Regions from separate parts of the Homo sapiens genome. Here region 2 is linked to region 1. A link is a loop called in an ENCODE intact Hi-C map of the cell type or tissue named here. Cell type or tissue: Panc1. All regions are shown on one strand. Links, peaks and the distances in the headings refer to the core of each region. The heading gives the core; the rest is flanking DNA.

Region 1 (16,148 bases), core at 4,412-12,411:
CCAGGGCCACCAACTGGCCTAAGTCCTTGGGCATAGCCTCTGTCTCATGCCTCTTGATCTCACCAGGGGGGATCTCCAGGGTGGCCCGCCTGGGAATGCCTGTCCCTCAGCTGGCACACAAGTACCCATGGCAGTGCCGCAGGTTATCCAGCAGCAGCCACAACAGATAAGGCAGCCTGCCACCTCAGGCAGCCGTGGTCTCTGTTTTGCTTCCTTTTCTCTTTAGGATGAGACTGATGAGGGTGGGGTGGGGATTAACCCTTGAGTTGCTATACGTAGTTTGGCCCAAGCCTAGGACTTTGGGAAGTGCTTTATATCACTGCTTTCTTCCTGTGGCCCTGGCCTTTGCAGATGTGGGTCTCTCGGCCTCCCCTTCTGCCAGAAGCCTTCCCTTCTGCCAGACACTCCATATTCAGGGTGGCCACAACACTGGTCTGGTTGGTGCTGAGACCCCAGCACAGAAAAAGGGGCCTCCTCTGCTCCTGGTGTCATTGCCCATGAGCCATTTCTGTGGAGAGAAAAGTTTGAGAATCCTCTTTGGAAAGCCTGAAGTGTGGCACCGAGCAAAGGTATGATCCTTGTTCTCACCTTCCTGGCCCTGCATTCATCCCATTCCATCCCTGCTCTCTAGTTACAGGAACACCCTATGGCCTCCAGGCCAGTGCATTTGGTCCCTGGTAGGCAGGGCTGCCTGCCTGCCTGAGTTTCCCACATGGGAAGATGCAGCAAGACCTCCCCAAGCTTTTGGAAGAGGCAAGGACAGCAGCTGGGCCATCTGGCACTCTGGGCAGGGGGTGGGGTCCAGAAAGGGGTGGCAGACCCTGCTCAGAACCCAGTGGCTACCTTTCTCGTCTCATTTGAGCTCACTGAGCTCCTCTCTAAGGTACTGTAAATGTTAAACAAATTCAGACTCTGTTAGGTTGGACAACATTAAAGTATCCTGGATAGATGCTTGAAACGCAGCAAGGGACAGATAATAAGAGTAATACTACCATTTACTGTTCACTGTGTACATGCATGAATTTTATTATATAATCCTTTAAAATTAATTCGTTATTTAATCCCATTTAATTGTTTAATCCTTACAACTCTCTAAAAGATATGTGCTGTTGTTATCCCCATTTTATAGCTTATGAAATGAGGCTCAGAAAAATGGAGTCACTTGCCCAAGGTCACACAATACAGCTAGTTAGGATTAAAATTGAGGCCGGTCTGCTTCTAGGGTTCATACCCTCCATCCCCGCTGCATACCACACTCCTAAGCCCCTGAGCTGGGAGAGGGAGGGGCATTGGAGGAAAAGGGTGGGTGCCATGCTGGTCTCTGCCCTCACCCAAATTCCTTCTGTCTTCACACAAATATCTGCCAGGCCTTGGGGATGATGACCTGAGGGTGGGGCAGTAAGGCCTCCAGATGTCAGGGCAAAGTGGTGGCCACTCTCCTGCTGTCAGGTTCCATGTTTCTGATGGCTAATAACCCCAGACACCTGGGTTATCGGTCTCTGCTCCCCACCTTGGGCCTAGGTAGTGATTCCAGGGATGTGGACCCCTGGAACCTGGCAGGCAGCCAGCATAAGACCAAGGACAGACCCATAAAACCAGAGGTGCCCTCTGAGTCCAAAACCAAACACAACCACGTGCACAGCCGCTCATTTGTTCCAGGAGTTTCCCCTACACACCACGGACATAAATCCCAGAGTACCCCATGGCTTCCGCATTGTGGAGAGGTGTGGCCCTAGGGAGGGAGTGGGGTGGGGACAAGGGATATGGAATGGTTGCAAATAGAAAGCCAAGCCAGACTCCAGAGCTGCCCTCCAGCCTCCGGAGGCAACCACAGACCTTCAGGAAAGAATAGAGCCCCTTGTTGAGTGTGGACAGGGGGAGGGAAGGGGCTTGTTATGTCCTTATAGCCACTCTAAGAAGGTGCTGTTATTGTCTGTTTTCCAGAAAAGGAAACTTGGGTCAAGGGTTCTTAGCTGGCAAGTGGCCCCACACTTAACTCATCTCCTGTACCACCTCCCTCAGCCCTCATCAGGTTATGACAAGGGGGGGTGAGCTTGGGTAGAAGGGGAAGGAGGCCTAAAATCCAGGACTTAGAGAGGAGAGAGGCAGTCTCAAGTGTGGGAAAAGCACTTGCTAACAGGAAGTCTCCCCACTCCACCCGCAGGTAAACAGTGTAACCACCACTCATTGGTCCATTCAATGTGAGCATCTGCCCCATGCAGGTCTTATGAATCAAGGCTCAGAGATGACACCATCCCTATCCATAGGCAGCTGAAGTGATGAGAGGGGACAGACACTTTGCAACACAAGTACTCTGGAGACAGCATAATGCGTGCCAGATCCAGGAGCACAGGGAACTTGGAGAGTGCAGCGGAGGGGCAGCCAATGCAGCTTGAGTCGTGGAGGGGTCAGCAAGGCTCCCTGGAGGGGTCTGAAAGACAGAATAGAAATAAGTGAGGCAAGAGGGATGACGGGTGTAGGGGAGGGCTTTCAGGCAGAGGGGACAAATGAGCAAGGCCCCGGGGGGCCTAAGGCATGTGAGGGCTGCTAAGAAAGGTGGGTGCGGTAGGCAGAGGCAAGAGGGGAGTCCTGTGGGTGGGCTGGCCAGAAATCACAGGCCCTTAAGGCAGGAGGAACCTGGCACAGCCAGACCCTCGGACAATCTCCCTAGGCCAGCACAACCACATCGCTGCGAACTGGACCGGGAACATTCCAACCTAATCGCAGCTCAGATCAGCGAGCTCCGGAGGCTCCACACATTGGGGCCGAACTCCACCCAGGGTGCCTGCCACTTTTGGGTAGGGGGGCGGGTGGGGGGCAGCCTGCTCTCTCACCAGGCCAGGCAGCAGCGGGGACTTCCAGATCCTCAAGGATTCTCCAGACCGTTGTCTGGAGACCCAGAGTTTTTTCCTCTCCAGCTTCTGGGGCAACTTGGTGGGGCAGAGGGGTGGCCCCACCTGTGGGAGGGACTGAAAAGATCCTGCCTCAGGACCAGGACTTTGGTGATCCCAGTTCTCAAGGACCCCCTGCTCAGGCTGCTATTATCCAAAAGGGCCGAGGGTCAGGATTTCAGCCCCAGCCCGGGCCCAAGCCTGCACTGTTGCCTCTACCAGGTCCAGCCCTGTCCTGCGCCCCACAGAGCGGAAGGACACAGGCCAGGATATGGGCACAACAGCCCCCAGTCCGGAAGTGAGTGGTCAGGTGGCCAATGGGACCGCAGACTCTGTTGTTGTGTAATAGTTTTTATTTATTAAGCTTCTTTTATTTAATAAAACTTTTATTAAAGCTTCTATTCTTCTATTACGCAAACAGAGAGCAGCTCTTTTCCTAAGGGAGTGGCAGGGCATGGGGACAGATGTCTTAAATATACTACCCAATGTCACCAATTTCAACTTGACAATGAAAAGACAGAGAGCGGAAGGAAGCCCCTTCCTCTTTATGCACTGGAGCGCTTCCTCCATCTCCTCACCCCTCCCCCAGCCCCCTCCCTCCTCCTCTCTCTCTCTCCTTGGCATAAGAAAGCAGGTCTCTGGCATTGGCAAAGAGAAAAGTTAAAGGCAGAGAAGCAGTGAGAGGAAGGGAGGAGAAATCAGGCAGCCTGTAGCTAAAGGGTCCCCATCCCACCTTGCAGGCTAGCCAGGACACCTTGCATTCTGGTAAGGTGGGGGTGGGGTGCCGGGGATGAGGTAGGAGATGGTGACTCTCCCTTGCAGGACATCTGATCTTCTTGCATCAGGCCCAAGGACCTGGTGTCATCATTAGTGGGACCAGGCAGGGAGGAAGGTTCCCCAGCGGACCTAGCTGACCGTCCCCTGGAGGCCAGCCAAAGTGTGCGTGGCCACGGCTCAGAATTTGCATCAGTAACAGCACCAGCAGCCCCTGCAGCGGCAAGGGAGATCATTTATCCAGTGCTTGCTATGTGTCCGGCCCTGTGCTTAAGTATTTTTCATTCATTATCTTTTTTAATCCAACCAAACCTCAGGAGAGTTTATTAATTCCATTTAACAAATGAGGCAACTGAGGCTCAGAGAATTTAAGAGGCCTCTAATTAGGGCAGTCCTTTTTGCACTCTGCAACCCATCTGACCTCTTCCTTCTCAAGCCCTGGTCTGCAGCCCATCCTTCCAGAGCTGGAGAGGAGGCAGGACAGGCTCAGGAAGGTTCTACTTTTTCCCTACTCTCACAGCCCCCTACTTCCACCTGTCCCATAGCTGTTTAATTCCATTGTCTCAAAAATGAGGGCTGCTTGGGTTTTCATGGGGAGGGAGCAGACAGCAGGGCCAGTGCACCCTGGCACGTGGGAAGGGGCCTGAGCCCAGCTTGGCATACTGACCTGGCACGGCCTGGCTAGCATCGTCGTCCCACACGTCAGAGTAGCCATGGTCGCTTTTGTTAGCTGGGATTACTGCATTCAGGAGGGAGGAGGAGAGAAAGGAGGGGTCCCAGGCTGAGGTGGGAAAGGGAGGGGGCGCCACAAACTCCTAGGGGTGAGAGTGAGCAGAGATTTGTGGCTCAGGCTGGCAAGAAAGACTTGCCAGGGCTCCGTTAGTGGCCTCAGCCCAACTCCAAGCCCCTGGGACTCAGTTACTCCCTGCCCCGAGTGGCTTTCTCTTCCTCCCCACTCCTGCTTGCTCTGCCTCCATCATGGCTGGGGCAACTGGGACCAGCGGGAGCCCTGCCTGACTCCCACATTTAGAAAAAGAGGATGTGTACTCCACCCTCAGCCCCAGAAAGATTTACACCCATCTGTTGAATCCATGAAAATATGACTGAACAGGAGCCCAGCTTCTTCCCAGGCAGCCACTGATCTCTTCCCTCCCTCACCTCCTAGGAGCACAGGCTTTGCAGTCAAAGAAACTTGGCTTCAAATCCCGACTCCTCTGCTTTTTAACTGTGGGACCCTAAGCAAGTTAGTTCACCTCTCTGGGTCTCAGGTTCCTTATCTCCAAACTGGCAGAATCCTGTGACAAAGGAGCTATAAAAGATAAAGGCCTATATAAAAGAATATATAGTCCGGGCACGGTAGCTCCCGCCTGTAATCCCAGCAGTTTGGGAGGCTGAGGCGGGTGGATAACCTGAGGTTGGGAGTTCGAGACCAGCCTGACCAACGTGGAGAAACCCCGTCTGTACTAAAAATACAAAATTAGCTGGGCGTGGTGGCACATGCCTGTAATTAGCTGGGCGTGGTGGCACATGCCTGTAATCCCAGCTACTCGAGAGGCTGAGGCAGGAGAATTGCTTGAACCCAGGAGGCGGTGGTTGCGGTGAGCCGAGATTGCACCACTGCACTTCAGCCTGGGCAACAAGAGCAAAACTTTGTCTCAAAAAAAGAAAGAATACATAATAACACTAATGTTTGTCAAGTGCCCATTATGTGCCAGGACGTTTCGTGTATTATCTCACTAAGTCCCCCAAAACACTCGATGAGGTTGGTGTTATTATTATTGCTCCCATTTTATAGGCAAGCAAACTGAGGCTTAGGTGAAGAAATTTGCCAAAGCTGCCAAGCCTTAGAGCTGCGATACGTGCCCAGGACCCAGATAACATAGCTTATGCTCTCAGCTCCCCTGACGTGCTGGTGGCTGGTGCGTCTGGTTGCCTGGAACCACGGGTTTGCACCCTATCCCACCCAGAATGCTGACCCCAGGGAGTCATCCCAGGATCCCTTCATCCCAGGCCTTTTTGAACCCATGGCAACTTCTCCTGGCCACCTCCCTAAGACTTTTCCTCTTCCCCCAGGGCTGGGGCCAGGGTTAGGGGCTGCGACTTGACATTGTGTGTATATGTGTCCAGGTAACGCTAGTGGGGGCAGTAGACCCCAGGAGGAGCCTGTGTACTTAGGGTGTGTTGGTTTTTAATCTTCTCCCATCTGACCATTTGACTGGGCCAGGAAGAGCCTGAGGACCGGTTGGGTCATCACAGCATTCCCCAGGGCTGGTTGCTTTAAGGGAGGGATTTTCTTGGATAGCTCCTCTTCCTCCTCCTTCAGCTCCCAGTCCAGAAGTCACTTCCTCAGGGAATGTCGTAGACCAGGCCCTGTCCCCTATCACAGTTAAAAAAAAATGCCCTTTTCCCCCATTTTGCTTTGATTAACATCTCCCCCTGTGCTCCAACCCCATGTGCTTCTTGTGAACAGGGAGAAGATGACTCTATTCACCACCATCCCCAGGACCTGGTAAAGCACCATGCCTGTTAAACAAAGGAATTAACTAATGGGCTTGCCTGGGCCCACAGTGTCCCAGGAAGGCTAAGAGGATGTCCCCCCAGCAGCGATTGCAGCAGAGACAGATCTGACCTCTGCCACCAGGAGAGAGGAACAGGCCCTACCAGCCTCAGCTTCCTGGACCAGTTGATAAGAGAAATCAAACCCAGAGAACTGCCAAGGGGCAGGTACCAATGGAATATCCTCTCAGCCCCAGACCCCTCACCTCAGCTGGTACCTGCCTGGAGCACTTGGGCTATACAGCCTCAGTGAAGGTTCTTTCTCCAACAGCAGCAGCAGCAGCAGTAGTAGTAGTAGCAGCAACAGCAGCAGCAATAATAGTAATAATAGTAATGACGAATATTCCCGGAGTGCTTACTGGGTCCCCAGCCCTGGGCTAAGCATCTTCCATGAATTCTCTCTCAGAACCCTCACAGTGGCCTTAGAAGATAAATGCCATGTTTGTCCCCATTTTGCAAATGAGGAGACAAGCTCGGAAAGGTTGATGCGTGCAAAGTCGCCCACCACATGAGGGGACAATGAGATCGTGAAGCCAGGTGGCTAGAGCCCAGACCAGATGTCTTAACCTCAAAGCTTTTCTGCCTCTGGGGCCTGCCTCTCTAATGTGATAGTTTGGGCCAGGTGCAGCCTGCTAAGTGGGCCTACCTGAATTCACACATGCTGAATTCTCAGGGACCAGAAGCCCACCTCCACCCGCATTGCTCAATTGGGCACTCCTTCATTTATTATGTTTATAATATTATCAGTATTAGGTATTACTGAATACCTACTATGTGCCAGATACTCTACTGTATTGTCCTTAGTGGACAAATTAATGCAACAAAACTAGACCCAGTCCCTGCTCTCGCAGAGTATATTCTAGTGGAAAATAATCAAACAAATGTGTCCAGTTACAAACGGATACATGCAAAGAAGGAAAACTAAAGCTGGCTCTGAGGGAGAACAGGGAAGGCATAATTTAGACTGGGGGACCAGGGAAGTCCTTTCAGACGTGACGTTTATACACTAACACAACCCATCAATCAGCCAATTGATTAATGCAGGCTAGAGAGGCAGTCAGGGTTCCACTTGCTGTGACTTCCGGAGTAAATAGGTTTCCCCTTGGTTTTCCACCCCCATTCAAGGAAAAAAAATAGGGCTGCAACCCACGGCCATTTTGCCGTTTGCTAAGGGAAGAGTCCCTAAGATTCCAGATTCCTGTGACCTCAGAGTAAAGGGTGAGGGAAAGTATAATCTGACTTGGTTTTTTGTTTCTCTTGGATAAAACAGGAAGGGCAGGGTTCCCCCACGCCCTGATCAGTGATTGAGCCGCCAGCCCCGGGCCTCCCTCCCTGCACTCAGAAATGTGGTGCTCTGTCGCCACCTGGTGGACCTAATAGACGATGCCGCAGCAGCCCAGCCTCCAGCGTCTGGGGTAGGATCCAGAAAGCGGCTTCCTTCAGGCAGAGTCTAATACGGAGGCAATAGGTTTGGGTGACTTCCTGACAGGGGGCGGGGGGTGGGGGTGGGAGAAAGAGTGAAGGGTGGATGGGGAACGGCTGCTTGAAAGTCAACTGACTGGAGAACGACAATGGCCCCATTGTGACCAGGGCCTTGACCTTGATTTCCTGCCACTCTCATCTCCGGAGTGGCATCACCCGGGTCTGATTGGACGGGAGTCCGCTCCGTGACAGTGGGCGGGCTCCGGGGCTGGACACTTGCCCAGCTCCGGGACTCCCGGCTGGCCCAATCCCCCAGGAGACCCAGGGAAGACGGATAGGGCAAGGGGCCGACGCCTCTGAGAAGTCGTTTCCTCCTTCCTCTCTACCATCCAAGTGTGGGGGCAGGCCGGGCGCGGGGGCTCACGCCTGTAATCCCAGCACTTTGGGAGGCCGAGGCGGGCGAATCACTTGAGGCCAGGAGTTGGAGACAGGACTGGCCAACATGGTGAAACCTCGTCTCTACTAAAAATACAAAAAAAAAAAAAAATTAGCCGGGCATAGTGGCGCGTGCCTGTAATCCCAGCTACTTGGGAGGCTGAGGCAAGAGAATCGCTTGAACCCGGGAGGCAGAGGTTGCAGTGAGCCTAGATCGCGCCACTGCACTCCAGCCTGGGCGACAGAGCAAGACTCCGTCTCAAAAAAAAAAAAAAAAAAAAAACTCGGGTGTGGTGGCGCATGCCTGTAATCCCAGCTACTCGGGAGGCTGAGGCAGGAGAATCGCTTGAACCCGGGAGGTGGAGGCTGCAGGGAGCTGGGATAGCGCCGCTGCACTCCAGCTTGGGCGACAGAGTGAGACTCCGTCTCAAAAAAAAAAAAAAGCCAGGCGCGGTGGCTCACGCCTGTAATCCCAGCACTTTGGGAGGCCGAGGCGGGCGGATCACGAGGTCAGGAGATCAAGATCATCCTGGCTAACACGGTGAAACCCTGTCTCTACTAAAAATACAAAAAATTAGCCAGGCGTGGTGGCGGGCGCCTGTAGTCCCAGCTACTCGGGAGGCTGAGGCAGGAGAATGGCGTGAACCCAGGAGGTGGAGCTTTCAGTGAGCCTATATCGCGCCACTGCACTCCAGCCTGGGCAACACTGCAAGACTCCGTCTCAAAAAAAAAAAAAAAAATGAGGCAGGCACGGGTCTCCCTTTGAAAGGCTGTGCAGCCTCGTGGTCAAGGCCTGGGATGTGCAGTGTGTGAGGTGTGGCCCCAAATTAGTTCTGGGATCCTTGGACACAGTCTTCAGCATCACCCACTTTTTAAAAGAAATGTCACAGGCATGGTTACACATTCCCACTGTAAAAAAAATCGCGCAATACAATGAAAAGCTGAAGCTCCCCCCTTGACCACACTCACCCTTCCTCAGGTACCTACTGTTGTTAGTTTGTGTTGTTGTGTAGTTAGTGTCAATGTGTACACTGACCTCATTCAATTGTATTTATATTCGAGTGTGTACATATGAAAATGTGTAAGCTCACGCCTATAATCCCAGCACTTTGGGAGGCTGAGGCCGGCAGATCACCTGAGGTCAGGAGTTCAAGACCAGCCTGACCAACATGGAGAAACCCCCCATCTCTACTAAAAATACAATATTAGCCGGGCGTGGTGGCGCATGCCTGTAATCCCAGCTACTCAGGAGGCTGAGGCAGGAGAATCACTTGAACCCGGGAGACGGAGGTTACGGAGAGCTGAGATTGCACCATTGCACTCCAGCCTGGGCAACAAGAGTGCAACTCTGTCTCAAAAAAAGGAAAAGAAAATGTATAATTTGGTATTACTTTGTGGGCCTCAGTTTTCTAATCTGAAAATTGGGATGACAAAGATAGTAAACTGTAGAGTTCCTGAGAAGGCTGCCTGAGATAATTAGTGTGCTGTGTTTAGCACTGCACTTGGCACACAGTGTCTGCTATTATTGTTGTCATCATTACCATCTTTATTGTCATTATCACTGGGCCCCAGACCTAATTCTGACATCTGAATAGACATCCTTCACAACCTCTACTCCCCCTTCTCCCTCCTTCCTCCTAACAGACTGATAAAAACCTGTGTTCCCTAATGCCTTTGTTTTTTGAAGAAGCTATAAAGAGCATCCGGTGTTTTCTGCATGTTCTCCCTCTTCCCTCCAGGTCCCTCACTCCATCCCCTTCTTTTCCCTCCCATATTTGACCTAGATGCAACCACTCACCCCACTGCAGAGACAGAGAACCTTCCCATTCTCAGCCAGAGAAAGACATCCATGGCCTGAATGGTGCTGCTGGACCCACAGTGACTCTACATAAAGGCTGTCCCTAGGTAGGGGTAGAGCTAGTGGCTGAAGGGGAGGAGGAGGACTCTGAAAGAGGCCTCCTGTGGAGCAGGTAAGCATCAGAGCACCCTAGGGTGCAGCCAAGGGCAAGTCATCCCACCTTTCTGAGCCTCAGCTTCCTCACTTGTACAATGGGGCTACTAAAAATAGCTACTGCATTCAATTGCTATAAGGATGGCATAGTGCCTGAAAAGGGACCTGGCGTTGAGAAAGCCCCTAATAAATAATAGTTATTATTATATTGTAAAACAAAGTGTCATGTTTATTTAGCATTTTAAGTTTGCAAAGGAAATTACCAACATCTTTCTTTTTTCAAAAAGAAACAAAAGGAGCTAGTCTTTCCACCATGGGGAAGAAAGTTTGGTTTTGATTTATAAGTCTCAGAAGAAAGGTAGATGACTTTACCTGGGCCTCTGTGGAAGCATCCAGATGCCACTTCCTGGAGCTGTTGCTGGTCCCTCTGTATTGCCTGTGTTTTGCCATATTTTAAAATTATGTATATACATAGGCATATATTTGCTGAACAATTTGCAGATAAGTTGTAGACACTTTGACACTTTACCTCTAAAACTTTAACATATACCACCTAAGAATGTATGGACATGTGATAAGCATATATTATCACACCTAAGAAAGTTGACAATAATTCCCAAATGTCATCTAATGCTCATCCATTTGCAAACTATCCCAGTTAAAAAAAAAAAGCCTTTTATAGTTTTTTTATCCATTAGTTGTATTTCTAAACTTTTGATTTTGAAATAATTATAGATTCATACGAAGTTGCAAAAATAATAGTCTCCTGTACCCTTCTTCCAGTGTCCCCCCGTGGTGACATCTTATTACTTAAAAGTAATTTTAGTTTTTGCCATTGAAGGTAGTGGTAAAAACCGCAATTACTTTTGCACCAACCTACTATCAACTAGGCTACAGACATTATTTCGTTTTCACCTGCATTCATTTACGTGTGTGTGTGTATCTGTGCTCTTTTATCCCATGTGTAGATTCATGTAACTACCACCACAACCAAGACAGATAGCTGTTACATCACCACAGAATAACTCACTAGTGACACTTCTTTGCATTCACATCCACTCCCACTTCATTCCTCCTTGTCTCTCTTTCTATCCCCTGGCAACCATGAATGTGTTCTCCATCTCTGTCGTTTTGTCATTTTGAGATCGTTATATACAGGAAATCACATAGTTATCTAACATTTTTTCTTTTTTCTTTTTTTTTTTTTTTTTTTTTGAGACGGAGTCTTGCTCTGTCTCCAGGCTGGAGTGCAGTGGTGCAATCTTGGCTCACTGCAACCCCCGCCTCCCGGGTTCAAGCAGTTCTCCTGCCTCAGCCTCCCAAGTAGCTGGGATTACAGGTGCGCACCACCACGCCCAGCTATTTTTTGTATTTGTAGTAGAGATGGGGTTTCACTGTGTTGGCCAGGATGGTCTCAATCTCTTGACCTTGTGATCCGCCTGCCTTGGTCTGTATCTAACATTTTTATATTGAATTTTTCCACCAAGAATAACACCCTCAAGGTCCCTTGAAGTTGTTGCACACATTACCAATAGTTCATTCCTTTTTATATGGCTGTACCACAGTTTATACAGTTTATACATTTACCAGTTGAAACACATTTGAATTGTTTCCAGTTGTTGGACAATTATAAAGTCACTATAAACATTTGTGTACAGGTTTTTGTGTGAACAGAAGTATCATTTCACTGTGGGAAAATACCTACAAGTGGGATTGCTGGGTTGTATGGTAAGGGCATATTTATGAGAAATAGCCAAACTCTTGCAAACTGACTATACAAATTTTGCATTCCCACCAGCAGTGTGAAAGCTGCAGTTTCTTTGGATCCCTGCCAGCACTGGATATTACCGCTTCTTTTGTTTTTGTGTTTAGGATTTTAGCCCTGCCCCACTATAGGTGTGTAATGGTACCCCACATAATTTTTTTCTTTTTGGCAGCGTTTCACTCTGTCGCACAGGCTGGAGTGCAGTGGCGCAATCTTGGCTCACTGCAACCTCCACCTCCTGGGTTCAAGCGATTTTCCTGCCTCAGCCTCTTAAATAGCTGGGACTACAGGTGTGTGCCACCATGCCTGGCTAATTTTTGTATTTTTAGTAGACTGGGTTTTACCATGTTGGCCAGGCCGGTCTCACCCACATGACTTTTAAAACATAAATAAGACCAGGTCATAACCCTCTTTTTTTTTTTTTTTTTTTTTTTTTTGAGACAGGGTTTTGCTCTGTTGCCCAGGCTGGAGTGCAGTGGTGTGATCATAGCTCACTGCAGCCTCAACCTCCTGGGCTCAAGTAATCCTCCCACCTCAGCCTCTCAGCCTCACAAGTAGCTGGGACTACAGGTGCACACTGCCACACCCAGCTAATTTTGGGGTTTTGGGGTTGTATTTTTTTAGAGATGGGGTTTCACCATGCTGCCCAGGTGTGTCTCAATCTCCTGAGCTCAAGCAATTTGCCCACCTCAGCCTCCCAAAGTGCTGGGACTACAGGCATGAGCCACTGTGCCCGGCCTATAACCTTTCTTAAATACTTCGAGTGGCTTCCCATCACACTCAGAATAAAATTCAAACTCAAAGGGCCTGCCAGGCTGCCTCTCCTGATCTCTTATGCCTCTTCCCCTCACTCTGCTCCAGCCACAGTGACTTCCTTGTTTCTCTAATGCCCTAAGCTTGTTCCTCCCTCAAGTCTTTCACCTGCGGTTCCCTCCACCTGGAATGTTCTTGCCCTGGGTATACACATGGCTCAGTTCCTCATTTGGTTCTGTCTAATGTCAGCTCCTCAGAGGCCTTCCCTGGTGGTCAAAATGAGCCCCATCCCTGCGCTCACCCTCGGTTCCCTTATCCTGTTTTATTTTCTTCATAGCACTTATTTCTCCTTGATATAATATTATATCAATTGTTGACTTGCGTCCTGTCTGTCTCCCTATAAGGACAGGGCTTGGCTTTTTGATGGCTATCTCCAGTGCTTAACACAGTGCTTGGCATATAGAAGGAAATAATATTTGTGGAATGAATGTGTATGGGAAACCTCTTGTAACCCTCCTGTCATCCTTTTGGCCCACGTTTTACTCAGCCATCACTGTGGCAACCAGCTTGGAGCAGGTAAACGCACCGAGGCTCAGCTGCTCCACACGGCTCTGCTCTTGCCTTCTGCTGGGGCTTCTCCCTGGACTCCAGTACTGCAAACTGGATGTCTGAGGATGTTAACCCCTTGGGAGTAACCCTGGGCCCTTGGCGGCTGGGGTTGGTGGCTATGTGCTTTCTTCTCTGACACTCAGTGGACAACTAGGAGGTGCACTCTACACTGCTCCTCATCACATCCCAGCTGGGTCAAGCCCCAGCTGCCCACAGTGGTGACCAGCTCTATAACACACCATGGCACTGGCTTTCCCTTGTTCCTACTTCATGAGTCTCCCCAGTCCCCTATTCCTGCTCCCTGGGATCATGTCCTGAATTAACTTGCAAGCATGCTCTTTCTCTGCTTTCTCTACCTGTAAGAAGGTAGCAGGGATAGAGAAGAGCCCAGGTTACATTAGAACAATATATGAAACTTATAGACTAGTAGGAGAGACCAATACAACAAAATTTAAATAACTACAGGTAAAGAGATGGACTTTTCAACAGATGGTGTTGGAATAACTGAATATCCATATGGAATGCAATGCATTTCAATCCTTACTTCATACCATACTCAAAATAAATCAAAGAACTATTAAAAAAAAAACTATAAAACTTCTGGAAGAAAGAAATTCTGCCAGGCACGGTGGCTCATGCCTGTAATCCCAGCACTTTGGGAAGCCGAGGTGGGTGGATCACGAGGTCAGCAGTTCGAGAACAGCCTGACCAACATGGTGAAACCCCGTCTCTACTAAAAATACAAAAACAATTAGCTGGGCATGGTGGCAGGCGCCTGTAATCCCAGTGACTTGGGAGGCTAAGGCAGGAGAATTGCTTGAAACCGGAAGGCAGAGGTTGCAGTGAGCCGAGATTGTGCCACTGCACTCTAGCCTGGGCAATAAGAGCAAAACTCCATCTCAAAAAAAAAAAAAAGAAAGAAAGAAAGAAGAAATTCTTCATGATGGTGGGGTAGGCAGAGATCATAGAAAGAACTTACTATAAAAGGAGGAAAAAGACAGCATTAAAAAGATAAATAGGTAAGTCATACACTAGGAGAAGGTTTTGTAATACATACTTTTGACAAAAGATTTCTATCTGGAACATATAAAGAAATCTAATAACTCAATAGTAAGACCCCAACCAAAATAAAATATGGGCAAAAAAAATTTAACAAATACCTCAAAAAGAAGATATACAAACATCCAATAAACACACATGAAAAGTTGTTCAACATTATTAGCCATTAGGGAAATGTAAATTAAAATCACAATGAGATAACATCACACACTCACTAGAATGGCTAAACTTTAGGAGAATCGGTAATAACGTGTTGGTGACGATGTGGAACAACTGGAACTCTTATATATTGCTGGCAGGAGTGTGAACTGGAACAGTCACTTGGAAAAAAGTTTGGTGGTGTCTTATAAAGTTAAACATATACTTACCAATGCCCAGCAATCTCCATTATAGGTATGGTTGGGATGTGATTTGTCTGTGTCAAAACTCATGTTGAAGTTTGCTTGCCAGTTCTGTCCACTGGGGAGGTAAGGCCTAGTGGGAGGTGCTTGGATCATAGGGGTGAATCCCTTATGAAAATAGGTTGGTGCTGTTGTCCTAGTAGAGTGTTTTCTTGTTGTTGTTGTTGTTCTCAAGAGACTGGATCAATTCTCAAGGAATGTATTAGTTCCTGAGCAAGGGGTTGTAATAAAGTGAAGTTTCTCCTCCTGTTTGATCTCTCTTTGCATACGTCTGCTTCCCCTTTAACCTTTTCTGCCATGTTTTGACCCAGGACAAAAGCCCTCACCAGAAGCCGAGTGGATGCCACTGCCACTTGAACTTCCCAGTCTGCAGAACTGTGAGCTACACCTTTTTATAAATGACCCATCTCAAGTATTCTGTTACAACACCACCAAATGGACTAAGACAAGTATTTATCCAAAGGAAATAAAAATGTATGTCTGCACAAAGATTAGTACATGAAAAATGTCAGAGCAGCTGTATTCATAATAACCAAAAACTGGAAATATCCCAAGTATCCATCAACAGGTGAACAGATAAATTGTGGTATATTCATACAATGGCTTACTACTCAGTAATAAAAAGGAACAAAGTAGTGGTAAGTGCTACAACATGAATACAACTCGAAAACTTTATACTGAAAGATGCCAGATAGAAGCATACATAGCATATTATTACATTTAAATGAAGTTCTAGAACAAACAAAACTATTTTGATTGGCTGGCCTTGAAAAGGTGACATTTGAGCAAGATCTGGATGTCAAGAGGGAGCCAGCTATGGCAAGATCGATGGGGAGCATTCCAGGCAAACAGCACTACAGGAACAGGATCAGGAAAGAGCTTGTTGAGCTTGGAAACAGTCAGCAGGCCACAGTGACTGCGTGAAGTAGGTGGGGCAGAGAATGGTGGGGGACAGGGTGGAGAGGTGGATGGGAGCCAGATCATGCCAAGCCTTATCAGCCCTGATAAAGTTGTGGAATTTGATATGAATAAAATGCAAATCCCTCATAGTTTTGTGGGGCGGAAACACATAAGCAAATAAAGGCAATTCAGGGTCATGGGTGATATATTTGGGGAGTGTACAGGGAAAGAGGAGTAGTAGGCATTAGGGACATCTGAGAAGGCTTCCCAGAGGAGGTGACATTTCGGCTGAGACTGGAAGAGTAGTAGAAGAGGGGAAAGGTCATTCTGGTGGAGGGTACTGTGCCTACAGAAGCTCAGAGACATGTAGCCTCAGGGAACATTCAGAGACCTCAGCATAATATAAGCCTAGTTGGAGTGTTCCCAACTAGGAGAGGGAGTGGCAGGAGATCTGAGGCTGAAGAGAGTGGCTTTGAATGCTTTGTCAGACTTGATCCTGCAGGGAATGGGAAACCCCTGCAGAATTTATAGTCAGGAAGTATCAGGGCCAGGTTGACACTTCAGATCAAGATCTCCAGATTGGCAGGCAGAGAGCAAGGCCACTGGTTCTAGTGTGAGATAATGGGGGACTG
Region 2 (16,148 bases), core at 3,555-11,554, 170 kb before region 1:
TCTGACAAAGGGCTAATATCCAGCATCTACAATGAACTCCAACAAATTTACAAGAAAAAATCAAACAACCCCATCAAAAAGTGGGCAAAAGATATGAACAGACACTTCTCAAAAGAAGACATTTATGCAGCCAAAAGACACATGAAAAAATGCTCATAATCACTGGCCATCAGAGAAATGCAAATCAAAACCACAATGAGATACTATTTCACACCAGTTAGAATGGCGATCATTAAAAAGTCAGGAAACAACAGGTGCTGGAGAGGATGTGGAGAAATAGGAACACTTTTACACTGTTGGTGGGACTGTAAACTAGTTCAACCATTGTGGAAGTCAGTGTGGCGATTCCTCAGGGATCTAGAACTAGAAATACCATTTGACCCCGCCATCCCATTACTGGGTATATACCCAAAGGATTATAAAACATGCTGCTATAACATGCTTGTATATTATAAACATATAAAACATGCTGCTATATTATAAACATGCACATGTATGTTTATTGTGGCACTATTCACAATATTGTGAGACTCTTTTTATATTGCGGCACTATGTTTACTGTGGCACTATCGCAGCCACAATATTGCAGCACTATGTTTATTGCGGCACTATTCACAATAGCAAAGACTTGGAACCAACCCAAATGTCCATCAATGATAGACTGGATTAAGAAAATGTGGCACATATACACCATGGAATACTATGCAGCCATAAAAAATGATGAGTTCATGTCCTTTGTAGGGACATGGATGAAGCTGGAAACCATCATTCTCAGCAAACTATCACAAGGACAAAAAAACCAAACACCGCGTGTTCTCACTCATAGGTGGGAATTGAACAATGAGAATACAAGGACACAGGAAGGGAGCATCACACACCGGGGCCTGTTGTGGGGTGGGGGGAGGGGGGAGGGATAGTATTAGGAGATATACCTAATGTTAAATGAAGAGTTAATAGGTGCAGCACACCAACATGGCACATATACATATGTAACAAACCTGCACATTGTGCACATGTACCCTAAAACTTAAAGTATAATTTAAAAAAAAAGAGAAAGACTACTAAGTCTGAAGTCAGATGGACGCCTACGTTCAAATTCTAAATCTACCACTTCACAACTCTTTGATCACGAGTAGAGCCCCTCACCTCCCTAGAGCTCCTTTTCCTTTTCCTCCTTACCTGCAGACGATTTCTCCCTGGCTAGAGCACAGAGTTGCTATGAGGCCAAAATGAGAGACGTGGTCGGCAGCCTCTAGGTCAGCCTCCCGAAAATCTCCATCTCCTGGGATTCTCGTTCTTGTGTAATCTTCTCCCTTGAGTGTGGGTTGGACTTATTGATGTGCTGCTAACACATAGAATGTGGGGAATGATGGGATGTCATGTTGCAGATTAGGGCATAAAAAGACTGGCTTCCATTTTGGATTGCTTGTCCCTGGGAAGCTAGCTGTCATGTTATAAGGGAGCCCTGTGGAGAGCCTCATGTGAGTGTGCTTGGAAGCAGATCTTCCAAATCCTGCCAACGACACATGAGTGAGCTTCAAAGCTGATCCTGCAACGCTGGCTGAGCCTTAAGATGACCGCAGTCCTGGAGGACAGCTTGACTGCAATGGCATGAGAGACTTTGAACCAGAAGCACCCAGCTAAGTCATACCTGCATTCCTGATACACAGAAACTGTGAGATAACAAATGCTTGTTGCTGTAAGTCTAAATTTTGAAATGATTTTGTATGCAGTAATATATAACTAATATAAGAGGCCATGTGTGAAAATACTCTGTTGGAAACTAAGAAATTTGGTAACACCAGAAACAAAACAAAACAAAACAAAGCAAAACCCTCAGGCCCATCAGATCCCATGGAAGGTCCCTCCAGTTTGTCACATCCCATGCTATTTCTGCTTATCACTGCCTCTTTCTTCCTCTTACTCCCAGGACATCCGGAGGCAGATGGGTTTGGTGATGACAGCCCATGAAATTCTCTCCCCACACTGGAAACAGCTCAGCAGTCCTGGGGGCCAGGGACACACAGGTGAGGCAGCCCAGCTCTCTCCTGACTCTTGAAAACGGAGGGGCCCTGCTTCAGGTGAAGCCAAACATCCAGCCCCAGCTCTTTGGGAGATTTGTCTTTCTAATTCACAGGATGTTCACAGCATCACCAAAAAAAAAAAAAAATCTTCACTGTACCTGGTTTTGTTCCTTCCAAGGCTGTCCTCAGGATATAGAGAACCTCTTGAAGTCAGAGTCCAAGCCTTAGATCCATAGGAATGTGCAGATAAATAAGCTCTGCTCTTAGCCCAAGTCTGCTTTCAGCGTGTACCCTCCAAGACAGACACACCATCCTCATGCCCACCATTCCCCTGGCAGATATCCTTGAAGGCTGGGGGCAGGAAAATACCTTCCAAGAAGAGTCTAAAAGTCACCGACTGCCATTCAACACTTTCAACCCCAATGAGCTCTGTGGGGAAAGGATGGAGAGAATTGTCTGTTCAGACAGAATGGGCTCCACCTGAACACCAGCACTAATCTCTACAATCAGTTGGCTTCAATACAGAATTTTCCACCCAGTTTCCTTCCCTTCCCTGTCTCTTCTTCCTACCACTAATTCTCCCCACAATTTTTTCTGAGCTTGTCAGGCAACTCCCTTTCCCTGGGGAATCTCCCTCCTACTTTCCTGTCCCAAATGGTGAAATCTATGCATCTCTTGACTTGATTACCCCCTACTAGGAGCTTGGTTGTGCAGAGAAGTGGTTTCTGTAAATGTGTCTCAGGGGGCAGGCAGAAGGATGGAGACACTAAGCCTTAGCTCCTGGGGTGCAGCGTGGCTGTGAAGAGTTGGGAAAAGCATCAACAGTGGCAGCAGCTTCCTAAGAAGGACTCCCTGTGGTGTGACTGATACAGAGATGAGGACCCAGAATAGAGCCAGCAGCATCTATGCTGGGCTTGCTGTACACGCTCTGAGGTCAGGCAGACGAGAGCTGTTGCTGAGTGCAGAGCGATTGCTCACACCCAGCACCAGCCTGAGCAAGCTGCTCATTTGGGACTGGGTGCTGCTCCCCTACCACCTGTGCCCCTCCGACATCCCCTTCCTCCAGAGGTGGCTTGGAGCACTGTTCCCACTCCTAGGGTTGGAGTTCACAGGCAGGAAAATGTAGCCCACTCACCCCACATGGCCATGGTGGGAAGGGCCGGCCTCCCAGCAGCCATGGCCCTGGCCTGGGTCTCCCTCATATGGGACTCTTACGGATCCTTAACCCGCCATGCTGGCAGTGTTCAAGTCCTGCCTCTGGAAGGCATTCCCTGTGGCCGTTTCCCTTCTCTTAACACAGGGAAGCTAATCCAGAGAGAGTCCAAGTGGCTGTGCAGAGCCAGGCTGAGGCTCTGGTTCTATCCCAGGCACCAAAGCCCAGGGATTCCCTCAGGAATAGGGGAGTGATCAGGGGACAGGTCCCAGAACTCCTAGAACTCCATCTAGGGTTCCATGGTTCCAGGAGCACCATGAGGAAGACCCAGTTCAGCATTAGAGGCTCCAGGCTGCCAGCAAAAAAAGACTCTTGTCATGCTTTGCATGTCCATTTAGTCTGGCTCTACCAGGCTGTGGGCTTTGTAGACAGAGGCTGGATCCTGTTTAAGGCTGTGCCCCAGCACAGAGCAAGCTCCCAGTATCTGCCCTCCTCCCTGGAGCCTGCTAACCTAGAGGGGATGCTGGAGAGGAGGCATGGGAAGAAAAATGAAGAATGACAGTGGTCTCTAGGGGTGGCGCTGGAGAAAGAAGAGCTTGACAGCAATCTCCAAGGCTGTGCCAGCATAGAGCACGTTTGGAGCAGTACCATTTAGCTCTTAGAAGAGACCTTACATGGTTCAGGGGTTGAGGTGGCCTCACTGAGGGCAGAAAGAAATTAATTTGGTGGAAGTAAACAGCAAAGCATGGCTTCCCACACCTCCTCACTCTAGGGGTTCTTTCTACTCCCTGTTTTCTGTAAAGTGAAGCCTAAACTCCTCTGCCTAGAATTCAAAGCAATCTACAATCTGTCTTCCTCCCCCGATCTGCTCCTGCACTCCCAACCACTCATCCTACAGCTGCCCAGCATGATCCCGGGGCACTCCTGAGCCTCAGCACTGTCCAAGCACATTCCCCTCACTCCTAAAGCTGCTCCTTTCCACCTCCCTGCCCTCTTTACGGTGGATCCAAACCGCCAGGACTGTGTCCTGGCCCCCGTTCTCTGGGAAACCTGTTCTAATCACTTCAGCCCACACCAATCTCTGCCTTTTCTAAACTCCTACAGCACTCTTGGCCTGTACCACGTGACCTGGCACATTTCCAGCAGCTCACATTGTTCATTAGTTAGTTGCTTTTCTTCAAGTCGTAGTCAATTAGAAGGGAAGAGCTATAAGAAAGCCAGCAGAGCGCGTCAGTCCTAGACAGCGAGTTTCCGGTTCTTTGAGAGTTGGAACCATGTTGGAATTGTTCTTCTCTCTCTTCTGCCTCAGGGCAGCTCAGAAAATGCCAGGAATTATTTCTTTACAACTTTCGGGTGTTATCCTCTTCCCATTCCCCCGCAAGGCGCCTTGCTTTCCCCTGGTCCAGTGAGCAGGGGACAGATCTTTTGTGTCGTACTCTTAGCTGGCTGAGGAGTAGTCTTGCCCAGGGGCAGCAGAATGAATGGGGGAAATTTTATGACTTGCCTCCATCAGAAACTGCCTTCATGGGGGTCCATCCCACACTCCTGCAGTTCCTCTCCCCTTGCTGCTTCCCTTTATCAGGCTTTATCAGCCCAGCTCCCAACTCTGCCAGGCCAGGCCCTGATGTCTGGGGGATTAACCTCTCTGACAGCTCAGGACCACAGCTTCTGTTTATAACACTAGGTCTTTGGCTATGGGAGCCTGGGAAGTGTTGCACATTCCTGTGGACAGTGGGGAGTCATTCATAGGATTCTCCTTGATTCTCAGAGTCACTCCCCTGGAGGTGAGCAGATGGCTCAGAGGGACCCCCCTTCCCTTCCTCATTTCCACAGAGCAGGATCCAGCCTATCTGAAGATTTGGAGGAGAAGGTGGCTGTGAGTTTGATTAGCCACTAAAAACTGCCTCCAAGAGAGTGAGTCCCAAGGCACCCAGGGTCACATGAGAAAGGTCTCTGTTTCTGGGGAAGTTTCAGTGCCCTGCGTCTGAGAGTGGTCCTCAGGACACAGCTGGCCCAAGGCAAGGCCCAGCCTAAAGGGAAGGCGGGCCCATCTGGATCTGCTCCTCTTCCAGGGCTTTTCCAGGTCAGAGCTCTACCAAACTCCATGTGCTATTTCTTGGCCTTATTTCTCTTTCAGTCCCTCAGACGCTTCCCTCCATTGCCCCTGGTTCTCCATTGTTTCCTTCCACTCCCAGCAGCCCTCAATCTCGTGATAAAGAGAAGGCAAAAGAACCTTTGCTTATACTGTTATACTTTCACAGACACGCAATTTCATTAAATTTTCACAATATTCCTTTATGTCAGATGGGTTAAGGATTAGTCTCCCTATTTTAATAGGTGGGACTACAGAAGTCCGAGAAATAATGGGACTTGCTCATGCTATTAAGATATATAGGGTATTGACTGGAACTGAGAGTTTCAAACACTTTGACAAGAGCTTGTTTGTTGATCCTTTTAAAAGGATACCTTGCCAAAACTCCCTGCTCTCTCATACTGAAAGCTTTCTTACCATAAATGATTTGTTTTCCTGGCATAGCACAATTCCAAAAGAGAGAAATAGACACTAATTCAACTGCACTACCCTGCGCCAGGATCATAGAAACATTCACCTCCCATTCACAGAAATGTCTCAACTGCAATGGGCATGCAAGAATTTACATTAATAATGAATGAACAGGTATTTGCCATCAGTCTCATCAATGCCTTGTATTTTATATATATTAAAATATTTAATTATATCAGCTTTACATTCTGGCACAGTAATCTCAGTTCTAAGAATTTCTTTTAAGGCAAGAGAGACAAACATAAAGATTTATACACAAGGCTGTTCAACATAGCATTATTTATAATATATGAAATATTTGGAAGCAACTTATAAATGGCCTACACTTGGGAATTTGTTAAATAAATTTTGGTGCCTTCCAGTGATGGAACATCAGCCATTAAAAATGAGATTGCTGAAGAACGACTAATGATATAGATAAATGGTCACTATACAATAGTAGGTAAGAAAAGCAGTATATAAAATTACATGAACATTAAGATCAAGTAAGGAGAAAAAATATATGCATGGAAAAATGACTTGTAAGGAAAATTTCCGAGACTTTATTGTTCCAATTTTAGTATATGTGCTGCCAAAGCGAGCATAATTTCCAAGATTTTATAAGATGTACTTCAGAATGGAGAGGTTGCAAATAATTCTTCCTTTTTTCACATATTTCTGGGTTTTTCATATTCCTACAATGAGCATTTATTAACTTTTAAAATAAGAAAACATAACAAATGCTAATTTTTGTTAAATTCCTTTTTATTTCTCACAACAGCCACTGTCAGTATTTAGGTCAGGGGAAGTTAGCCCATTTTATAGATGGCACAATAAGCACAGAGAAGCTAAGTGACCGCTAAGGTCACAAAGTGATTTAGGATCAACGTAAGAATCAGGGCCCAAGTGTCCTCAGTCCCATTCTAACACCCCTTTTGCTTTGTGATATGGCCTCCACAGATGACTGCTTTTCTATTCCTTATTCATGGTTTACTTTCAGCCCAGATACTTGCATAGCATACCATACTCATGCATATGTTCTTCAACCTTGTCTTCCAGGGTGTGCCCATGCAGATACTGACCTCACTTAGGGCCAAACACCTGGGAAGAGCAGACTTCAGAGTAGGGGATGGGAGATGTAGATGAGTCAAAAAGTATTTCATTTCCTGTAATCCCAGCACTTTGGGAGGCTGAGGTAGATGGATCACTTGAAACCAGGAGTTTGAGACCAGCCTGGCCAACATTGTGAAACCCCGTCTCTACTATAAATATAAAAATTAGCCAGGTGTGGTGGCACACACCTGTAATCCCAGCTACTCGAGAGGCTGAGGCAGGAGAATCACTCGAATCCTGGAGGTGGAGGCTGCAGTGAGCCGAGACTGCACCACTGCACTCTAGCCTGGGTGACAGAGCAAGACTCGGTCTCAAAAAAAAAAAAAAAAAGTATTTCATTTCTATCTCAAGGGCCCAAAAGAGTGCCTGGCCTTTCTCCATGGGCTGTTCTAAGCACTGTACCTAGCACAGCTGGCTTCTGACTTCCTGGGGAAGCCCAACCTTTGCTGCCCCTCCCGAAACAGGAACAGCACCTCCTCTCCTCAGAACCCAAGTCAAACTTCCTAAGGCAGTGATTCAGAACCGTTTGGGGTTATTTAACTTCTGAGAATCTGATGAAAGCTATAGACCTTCCCCATAAAAATGCATGCAGGCTTACATCCACGTATCCCTGTTCATAATTCAAAGAGGTTTACGGACCTTTTGAAGCTAACCATAGGTCCCAGGCTTCCCAATCTCAGGGGACAGCTTGCCCAAGCAGTGTGAAAGCCAAGCCCCCTCTCCTCGAGCTCTATCCAGAGTTGCTTCTTCCCTTGCCCTTTCAGCTTACACCTTTCGCTTCATTGAGCCCTAATCAGCTCCTCTCTGAGAGGTGACTCAGGGCAATTATCCACACTCCCCCCAACTCCCAATGACCCACTGGGAGGAGAGGGGAAGTGACTTTCACAGAGTCATACAGTGAGTCAGTGTGCAAGCCAAGACTAGATAGAATGTGGCATGTGGGGCTCCCAGGGCTATATTTAGGCCACTGGGAAGAGCTGCTTCTCACAGCAGGGTCTGGACATAGGCAGGCTATAAACATAGTCACATGTTTACCCCAGCTCCAGGATTAGCAGAATGAACACAGAATCTGGAGCTTCGTCACTCCAAGCAATCCCTTCTTGCATCTCCAAAATGCTCAGGAGAAACTCCATCTTCATACTGCACAAGAAGAAACTGAGGTAATGGGAAGGAATGAAAAATTCTGAATTTCTGGCGTTAGCCTAACATTTGTCCTTAGGTCCACTGCAAACACAGGCAAAACTTCAGCCTGTCTATGTGTCAGGCGTGGCCCCTGGGATATCCTCCCACACCCCAGGACCTTGCACTAGAGGAAAGGGGCTTTGGCGTAGGTCAGTCAATGATATAAATTGGTGATCAGACTTCTCTTATAAAGCACACATACACACAGTCTTTAAGATATAACTGTGACACAACTGGAGACCCTTACTCAAGACCGGAGAGAAAGAAGCAAAAAGAACCTAGACATAAATGAGAACTATTTTTTAGATGAGCAGGGAGAAATCCGGCAAGTCATATTAATTGGTAACAATAACTCCTACCCACCCTTACTGACCATCTCAACTGCACACCTAAAAGGGCCCCTGGGAATATTTCTGGAGTAAACCAACCTCTGCAGTGATGTTCTGTAAAACATTCTGTATGATGGAAATGTTCCATATCTGGGTTGTCCAATATGGTAGCCACTAGCACATGTGGCTCTTGAGCACTTGAAATGTGATTAGTGGAACTGGAGAATGGAATTTTTCCATCTTATTTATTTTGACTAATTTAAATTCCAATTTAAATTGCTTCCTGTGGCTAGTGGCTACTGTATTGGACAGCACAGCTTTAGAGGCTCTGAGGGGACATAAACTTCGGTAATTAATTAATTCTTTTATATGCTTGCTTAACCTTTCCAAATTGACTCAGAAAAAAATCCCAGGTTTGTTAGAAATCCCCAAAGGCTCTTTAGGGGTTGGAGGCAGCCAGAGTCTGAGTGGAAGACTCTGGTAAGGAAAAAAGGGAAGAGATCTCTTTGATCCATATGCTAAGGAGCCTTTCCTAGGAAAAAGAATATTATGGGCTAGGCACGGTGGCTCACGCCCGTAATCCTAGCACTTTGGGAGGCCGAGGCGGGCAGATTGCCTGAGCTCAGGAGTTCAAGGCCAGCCTGGGCAACACAATGAAAGCCCATCTCTACTAAAATACAAAAAAAAAAAAAATTAGCCGAGCGTGGCGGTGAGCGCCTGTAGTCCCTGATGAGGCAGGAGAATCTCTTGAACCCGGGAGGCGGAAGTTGCAGTGAGCTGAGATCGCGCCACTGCGCTCCAGCCTGGGTGACAGAGCAAGACTCTGTCTCAAAAAAAAAAAAAAAAAAAAAAAAAGGATATTATGCCACCTCACATCCTGACTCATGCTCCAGGAAAGGACCCAAGGCAGGGGTCCAGTGCTCTAAGGATGCCCACTGCAGGAAGCAGGGAAGTAAATGCTCTAACTGGGACGATCCCAGCCAGAGACTGCTGAGTAACCACACATCTGTCCAGGAGAAATTCACTAGACAGATCTACCTATCTTCCACTGCCAATGAGACTGTCCCTGAATACAGAGCTTTGAATGTAGAAAAGGACAGGTGGATGTTGCCTCATACCAGTGGGAGCTAAAGTGGTGCCATCTTTCATTTCAGGAAGCTAACTTGGTAATATGTATCAAAAGCCTTATTAAATGCACATATCCTTTGATATAAGAATTTCATTTCTGCAGGTTGTTTTTTTTTTTTTTTTTTTGAGACGAGAGTCTCACTCTGTTGCCCAGGCTGGAGTGCAGTAGTGCGATCTCGGCTCACTGCAAGCTCCACCTCCCGGGTTCACGCCATCCTCCTGCCTCAGCCTCCCGAGTAGCTGGGACTATAGGCGCACACCGCCATGCCTGGCTAATTTTTTGTATTTTCAGTAGAGATGGGGTTTCACCGTGTTAGACAGGATGGTCTTGATCTCCTGACCTTGTGATCCGCCTGCCTCGGCCTCCCAAAGTGCTGGGATTACAGGCGTGAGCCACCACGCCCAGCCTCTGCAGGTTGATTTTCAGAAACTAATTCAAGATACATATCTATTAGAATGGCCAAAGTCCAGAACATGACAACACCAAATGCTGGTGAGGATGTGGAGCAACAGGAATTCTGGTTCATTGCTGGTGGGAATGCAAAAGGGCACAGCCACTTTGGAAGATAGTTTGACAGTTTCTTACAAAACTAAACATACTCTTACCATATAATCCAGCAATTGAGCTCTCTGGTATTTACCCAAAGGAGTTGAAAACTTACGTCCATACAAAAACATGCACACAGATGTTCATATCATCTTCTATAATTGCCAAAACTTGAAAGCAACCGAGTTGGCCTTCATTAGAGGAATGAATAAACTGTGGTAAACCAGTAAATGAAATATTCAGTGCTAAAAAGAAAAAAGCTATCAAGCCATGAAAAGATCTGGAGGAACCTTAAATCCATATTGCTAAAGGAAAGAAGCCAATTGAAAAGGTTACGTATTATATGATTCCAACTGTATCACATTCTGGAAAAGGCAAAACTATGGAGAGAGTAAAAGGATCAGTAGTTGCCAGAGGTTGGGGCAAGGGAAGGATGAATAGATGGAGCACAGAGGATTTTCAGGGCAGTGAAAATACTATATGATACTATAGCGAATGTATGTCCTTATACACATGTCCAAACCCATAGAATGTACACCACCAAGAGTGAACCCTAATGTAAGGTATAGACTTTGGGTGATAATGATGTGTCAATGTAGGTTTATCTGTTGTAATGTATGTACCACTCTCGTGGGGGATATTGTAATTGGGAGCCTGAACATGTATGAGGGCAGAGGCCATATGGGAAATCTCTGTACCTTCCTTTCAATTTGACTGTGAGCCTAACACTGCTCTAAAACAAACAGTCTTAAATATAATAAAATTGGCCCCGGTCTCACACCATAAAAAAGAAAGACATTAATTGAATTTGTTTGAAGATTAAGGTACAAGGATGTTCATTTTAGACCTTTACTGGAGCAAAAAATATTGTAAACAACTTAGATGTACCATAAGAGCAGACTGTTAAATTATGGAAGATTTGTACAATAGAATATTCCTTGCCTCCCACATCTAAGTCATCAGAGCAAGTTCTCCATTATCTCCGGAATAGATTCTGATTCTGTTCATTACTCTCCATCTCAATGGCCACCACTGGAGAACAATGCCTCACCCTCCTTCATCTGGATACTAAACATCTTCCTAACTGGTCATCCTGCTCCAGCTTCTACTCCTTTGATCCATTCTTCACATAGCAGTCAGAGCTGTCTACTTTGCTGCCTGGCTAGCTAGCTAACCATTTGTTTAAAGTATTAAAAGCACCCATAAACCTACCACATTTGGCCCCTACCCATGCCATGTCCTAACACCTCCCATGCCAGGCAGCCATCAACCTGAATCCTCACTCCCTTGCTTTCCTTTTTATATAGTGTTATTGCATCTATAAGAGTTCCTAAATACACATATTTTTAAAGTTTTTAATTTAATAAAAAATATCCCGTGGCACGCAATAATTTTTGCACTTAGTGGTATTTGTTAAGATTCACGCATGTTGTTGCATGTCACCACAGTTCATTCATTCAAACAGCTGTGTAATATTCCACTGTAGTTATGGATTTAGTTTATTCAGTCTCTTGTTGATGGGCATTGAAGATTTTTTGCTAGGTTTTTATTATTATTATTATTATTTATTTTATTTTATTTTTTTATTTTTTTTTGAGACAGAGTCTTGCCTTTTGCCCAGGCCGGACTGCAGTGGCGTGATCTCGGCTCACTGCAAGCTCCGCCTCCTGGGTTCATGCCATTCTCCTGCCTCAGCCTCCCGAGTAGCTGGGACTACAGGTGCCCACCACCACGCCCAGCTAATTTTTTGTATTTTTAGTAGAGACGGGGTTTCACCATGTTAGCCAGGATGGTCTTGATCTCCTGACCTTGTGATCCGCCCACCTCGGCCTCCCAAAGTGCTGGGATTACAGGCGTGAGCCACTGTGCCTGGCCTTATTATTATTATTTTATTATTATGAATGCTGTTATGAACATTGTGATCCATGTCTCTTATTGTGTATGTGCAAGAATTTCTGTTGGATATATATCTAGGCATGTAATTTCTGCATTTTGTGGTATGTAAATGTCAAACTTTAATTGTTTGCCAAACTGTTCACCAGTTTACATTCCCACTAGCAATATTTTATTTTATTTTATTTTATTTTATTTTATTTTATTTTATTTTGAGATGGAGTTTTGCTCTTATCATCCAGGCTGGAGGGCAGTGGCATGATCTTGGCTTACTACCACAACCTCCACCTCCTGGGCTCAGGTGATTCTCCCACCTCAGCCTCCCAAGTAGCTGGGACTATAGGTGCACACCACTACATCAAGCTAATTTTTGTATTTTTAGTAGAGATTGGGTTTCGCCATGTTGCCCAGGGTGGTCTCAAACTCCTGGGCTCAAGTGATCCACCTGACTTGGCCTCCCAAAGTGCTGGGATTACAGGCTTGAGCCATGGTGCCCAGCACCCACTAGCAATTTTGAAGAGATCCTATGATTCTAACTTCTTTTTCCAACACTGGCATTATCAAACTGTTAAAGTTTGCCAAGCAAATGGGTGCTAAAAGTTATTGAATTGTATTCTTAATTTGCATCTCCCTGATCACTAATGATGTTAAACATCTCTCCATGTTTTTATTGATCTTAAGTGTTTCCTATTCTATGAAATGCTTGTTATTTGCCCATTTTTTAAAAACTGGGTTGTTTGTGCTTTTCTTATTAATTTGTAAGAGTTGTTTTTTGCGTATCCTTAACACTAATCCTTTGCTGGTTTTGTGTGTTGCAAAGACCTTTTTCCAGTCTGTAAATTGTCTTTTCACTTTCTTTAAGCGGTCTTTTGGTATATAATAATTCTCAGCAGGGCGCGGTGGCTCATGCCTGTAATCCCAGCACTTTGAGAGGCCAAGGCAGGTGGATCACGAGGTCAGGAGTTCAAGACCAACCTGGCCAAGATGGTGAAACCCCATCTCTACTAGAAATACAAAAATTAACCTGGCATGGTGTGGGGGGGTGCCTGTAATCCCAGCTACTCAGGAGGCTGAGGCAGAGAATCGCTTGAATCCCGGAGGCAGAGGTTTCAGTGAGCCAAGATCGCACCACTGCACTCCAGCCTGGGCGACAGAACAAGACTCCATCTCAAAAAAAAACAAAATTCTCAATATTAATATGGTCAAATGTATCCGTTTTTCTTTTGCAGTCAATATTTTTGTGTCTTGTTTAAAAATATTTCCCTACTCAATTTATGAAAGACAATCACCTATATTTTCTACTAAGAATTTTTAAGTTATGGGGTGTTTTTTACATTTCATATTATTATTATTATTAATATAACTATTATCTGAGACAAAGTTTCACTCGGTCGCCCAGGCTGGAGTGCAGTGGCACCATCTCAGCTCACTGAGTGTGCACCACCCAGCCTGGCTGATTTTTGTATTTTTTAGTAGAGAAGAGGTTTCACCATTTTGGCCAGGCTAGTCTCAAACTCCTGACCTCTGGTGATCTGCCCACCTCAGCCTCCCAAAGTGCTGGGATTACAGGCGTGAGCCACTGGGCTGACCTACATTTCCATTCTTAAACCATCTGGAGTTGACTTTTTGTATAGGGTATGAGCAGGGTTCCAGTTTCGCTTTTTTGCATATGAATTTTTTTCCAGTTCCAAGTACTATATCATTCTTTATTTCCCTACTGATTTGACATTCTACTTCTATCATTTACAGAAGTTCCATATCTATGTGAGGCAGTTTCTGAGCTTTCTAATATATTTTATTGGTCAGTTTGTTTTTCCTTGTGCCAAAACCACATTGTCTCAATTACTATAAGTTCATAATAAGTCCTGATATTTGGTGAGGCAAATCTTCTCTCCCTACTTTTCTTTTTTCAGTATTTTAAATCCTTACCAGGTAACATAAAAAACGCTGTAGGTCAAATAGGGTAGAATTGGAGAATTGTCATCTTTATGATATTAAATTATCCTATCTATGAAAGTGTTATCTCCCTTAATTTATTAAGTACTCCCTTAATATCTCTTAATGAAATTGCACATTTTTAAAGTAGAAGGCATGTAACGTTTGTTAGATTTATTTTTAAGTATTTTATTTTCTCTGGTACTATTTTAAATGCGTCTGCTCTTTAATTATGTGTTTTAGTTTGCTGTTGGTATATAGAATGTAAATTACTTTTACATATTCATCTTATATCAAGCTAACTGACTAAATTCTCCTATTACTGCTAATAGTTTATCTATGTATTGTTTTGAGTTTTTTATGCAAATAATGACAAATAATGCCAAAATGACCATTTAATTTCCTCCCTTCTCATTCTTTTGTCTCTCATTTCTTTTTCTTGTCTTTTTGCACTGATGATAGGGGGACCTTTGTTTCATTCCTTGTTTTAAAGTGACTGCTTCTAACACTAACACGTCCTTATGTAGAAAGATGTTTGCTCTAGTGTTTTTATAGTTGGTTAGAAGTTCCCCTTCATTTCATTTATCATGAATAATTGTCGATTAGAAAAAACCTTTTTCATAGCTAAAATAACAAAAATAAAGAAAACAGCCTAAAAATAGAACTTAATTATTCTAAGCCAAACACCTTTGTACCACTACCCATGAAAGGAGACAAATCAACCATCCCAAAAGCCTCACGTGTGTCCCTTCCCAGCTATGAGCCCCTCCTTCCTTCTGCCCAAGAGTAACTGCTCTGTTGACTTTTTGGTAATCACCTCCTTACTGTTTTCTCATAGTTCGCTCACCCAGCCATGAATCTTAAACACCATGGTTTGGTTTTGCCTAATTTTTAGTATGTCTTTTGGGTCTCTTTCGATCTATATAGGTTGTTCCTCCATCTTTTTTTTTTTCTTCTTGCAATCCATTTGGTAAAGACACCAGATTATTTGTTGTGTGGTGTTTTCCTCTGTTGTGTGTTGATTTTTATCCAAGGTTTCTTTGAATATAATGTGATGATTGCATTTGTGTGTGGTGTGTGTGTGGTGGGGAGGGGGAGGTTCTCTCTTTTGTTAATAATGTAAATTACCTTTAGGGAGAACAGTCCTCCTCAAACAAATCAGATCATATCATTTCCCTCTAATGGCTTCTCATTGACATTAGGATAAAATCCAAAATTTTGACCATGGGCTATGAGGCCCACAAGAGCCCCACAAAAATTCTCATCTACATCTACCTCTCTGATTTAATACCCAATTTCCCTCTTCCTCACTGCGTTTTAGCCACAGTGGCTTTCTTATGATTTCTCAAACATGCCAAGTTCATTCTTAAGCTTTGGCCATTAGCTATTCTCTCTTCCTGGAATGCTTTTTCCTAATCTTTACATGGGAGCTCGCTAGTATCGTTAAAGCCTCAACTCAAAATTTCCTTCCTCAAAAGACCTTTATGGACCATCCAATCTAAAATAGTCTCACATCATTGTTTTAATAACCCTTATCAGTATCTGGAATTATCCTGTCCACTTATTTGTTTGATTTTCATCTTGCTCCAGCCCATAGTGTAAGCTTCATGCAAGTCTTGTTCATTGCTTTATTTGTAATCCCTAAATTAGTTCCTGGGACAGCATAGGTCCTCAATAAAGATTTGTTATATCAAAATTATATTACAGGAAATTATTTATGGACAGGCAAAGATATTCAAACTATGTTACGCTGATAAAGGAGTATGTATCAGTGATATGATTTTATTTTTGTTAAAAAATACACAAAATGTGTGTGTGTCTGAATCCATATAGTCAAATATATGAAAGGACGCAAGCCAAAGGTTCACAGCAGTCATCACTATTACTGGTATTTATGTTATTTTGCTTGTCTGTCTTTTCTGTCTTTTTACTTCTTTGACAGGCACATATTGTGTTTACTATATAAAAAAGTAATCTTATTATAATGAAAGAACAATTTCTTTCTTTTTTAAAAATGTATGATTTATTTGAGAGAACACAGACTCCCCAAATAGCCCAGGAACTCATTTACATTAGCATGTGTAATTATCAAACAACACATAGTAAGTATATGCCCATTTCTATCCTGGGTGTCATAAGAACGATACCTGCATTTATTTAGTCACTTTATTCTGCTTTGTTCCAAAAAAAAGAAATTGTTGTGGCTCATAAGAAGTTTGTTCTCATTTCATCTATTTAGGGACATGAGACACATGAATACAAGAGCAAACTCTTATTTGAGAACAATTGCAAACTCTTCACA

The links. Peaks named below come from ENCODE experiments on the same cell type or tissue, not always from the same donor. Only the 100,000 strongest peaks of a DNase experiment are listed, where the experiment ranks them.
Region 2: a loop joins it to region 1, with 2.4 times the contacts of the local background. A loop is called at or near these places in 6 of 110 quality-filtered maps.

What each region holds. Positions count from the first base shown.
Region 1 is chr5:140,149,723-140,165,870 of GRCh38, forward strand. It overlaps LOC124901086 (a long non-coding RNA gene), which reads right to left and starts at 7,738. Exons shown (of 4, transcript XR_007058964.1): 1 at 7,586-7,738; 2 at 6,428-6,642; 3 at 4,333-4,404; 4 at 2,353-2,431. It overlaps LOC101929719 (a long non-coding RNA gene), which reads left to right and starts at 7,597. Exons shown (of 5, transcript NR_130738.1): 1 at 7,597-7,636; 2 at 14,928-15,090. RefSeq lists an enhancer at 4,289-4,948. In Panc1, for the core only: CTCF peaks have their summits at 7,587 (motif pointing left) and 7,807; a DNase peak (open chromatin) is centred at 7,549; H3K4me3 peaks cover 998 bases; H3K27ac peaks cover 890 bases.
Region 2 is chr5:139,978,195-139,994,342 of GRCh38, forward strand. The region is part of intron 1 of NRG2 (neuregulin 2); the gene reads right to left. Among named protein-coding and RNA genes, the nearest start is that of NRG2, 57 kb to the right of the region's middle. RefSeq lists an enhancer at 7,102-8,301. In Panc1, for the core only: no CTCF peak of the experiment used is centred there; a DNase peak (open chromatin) is centred at 7,717.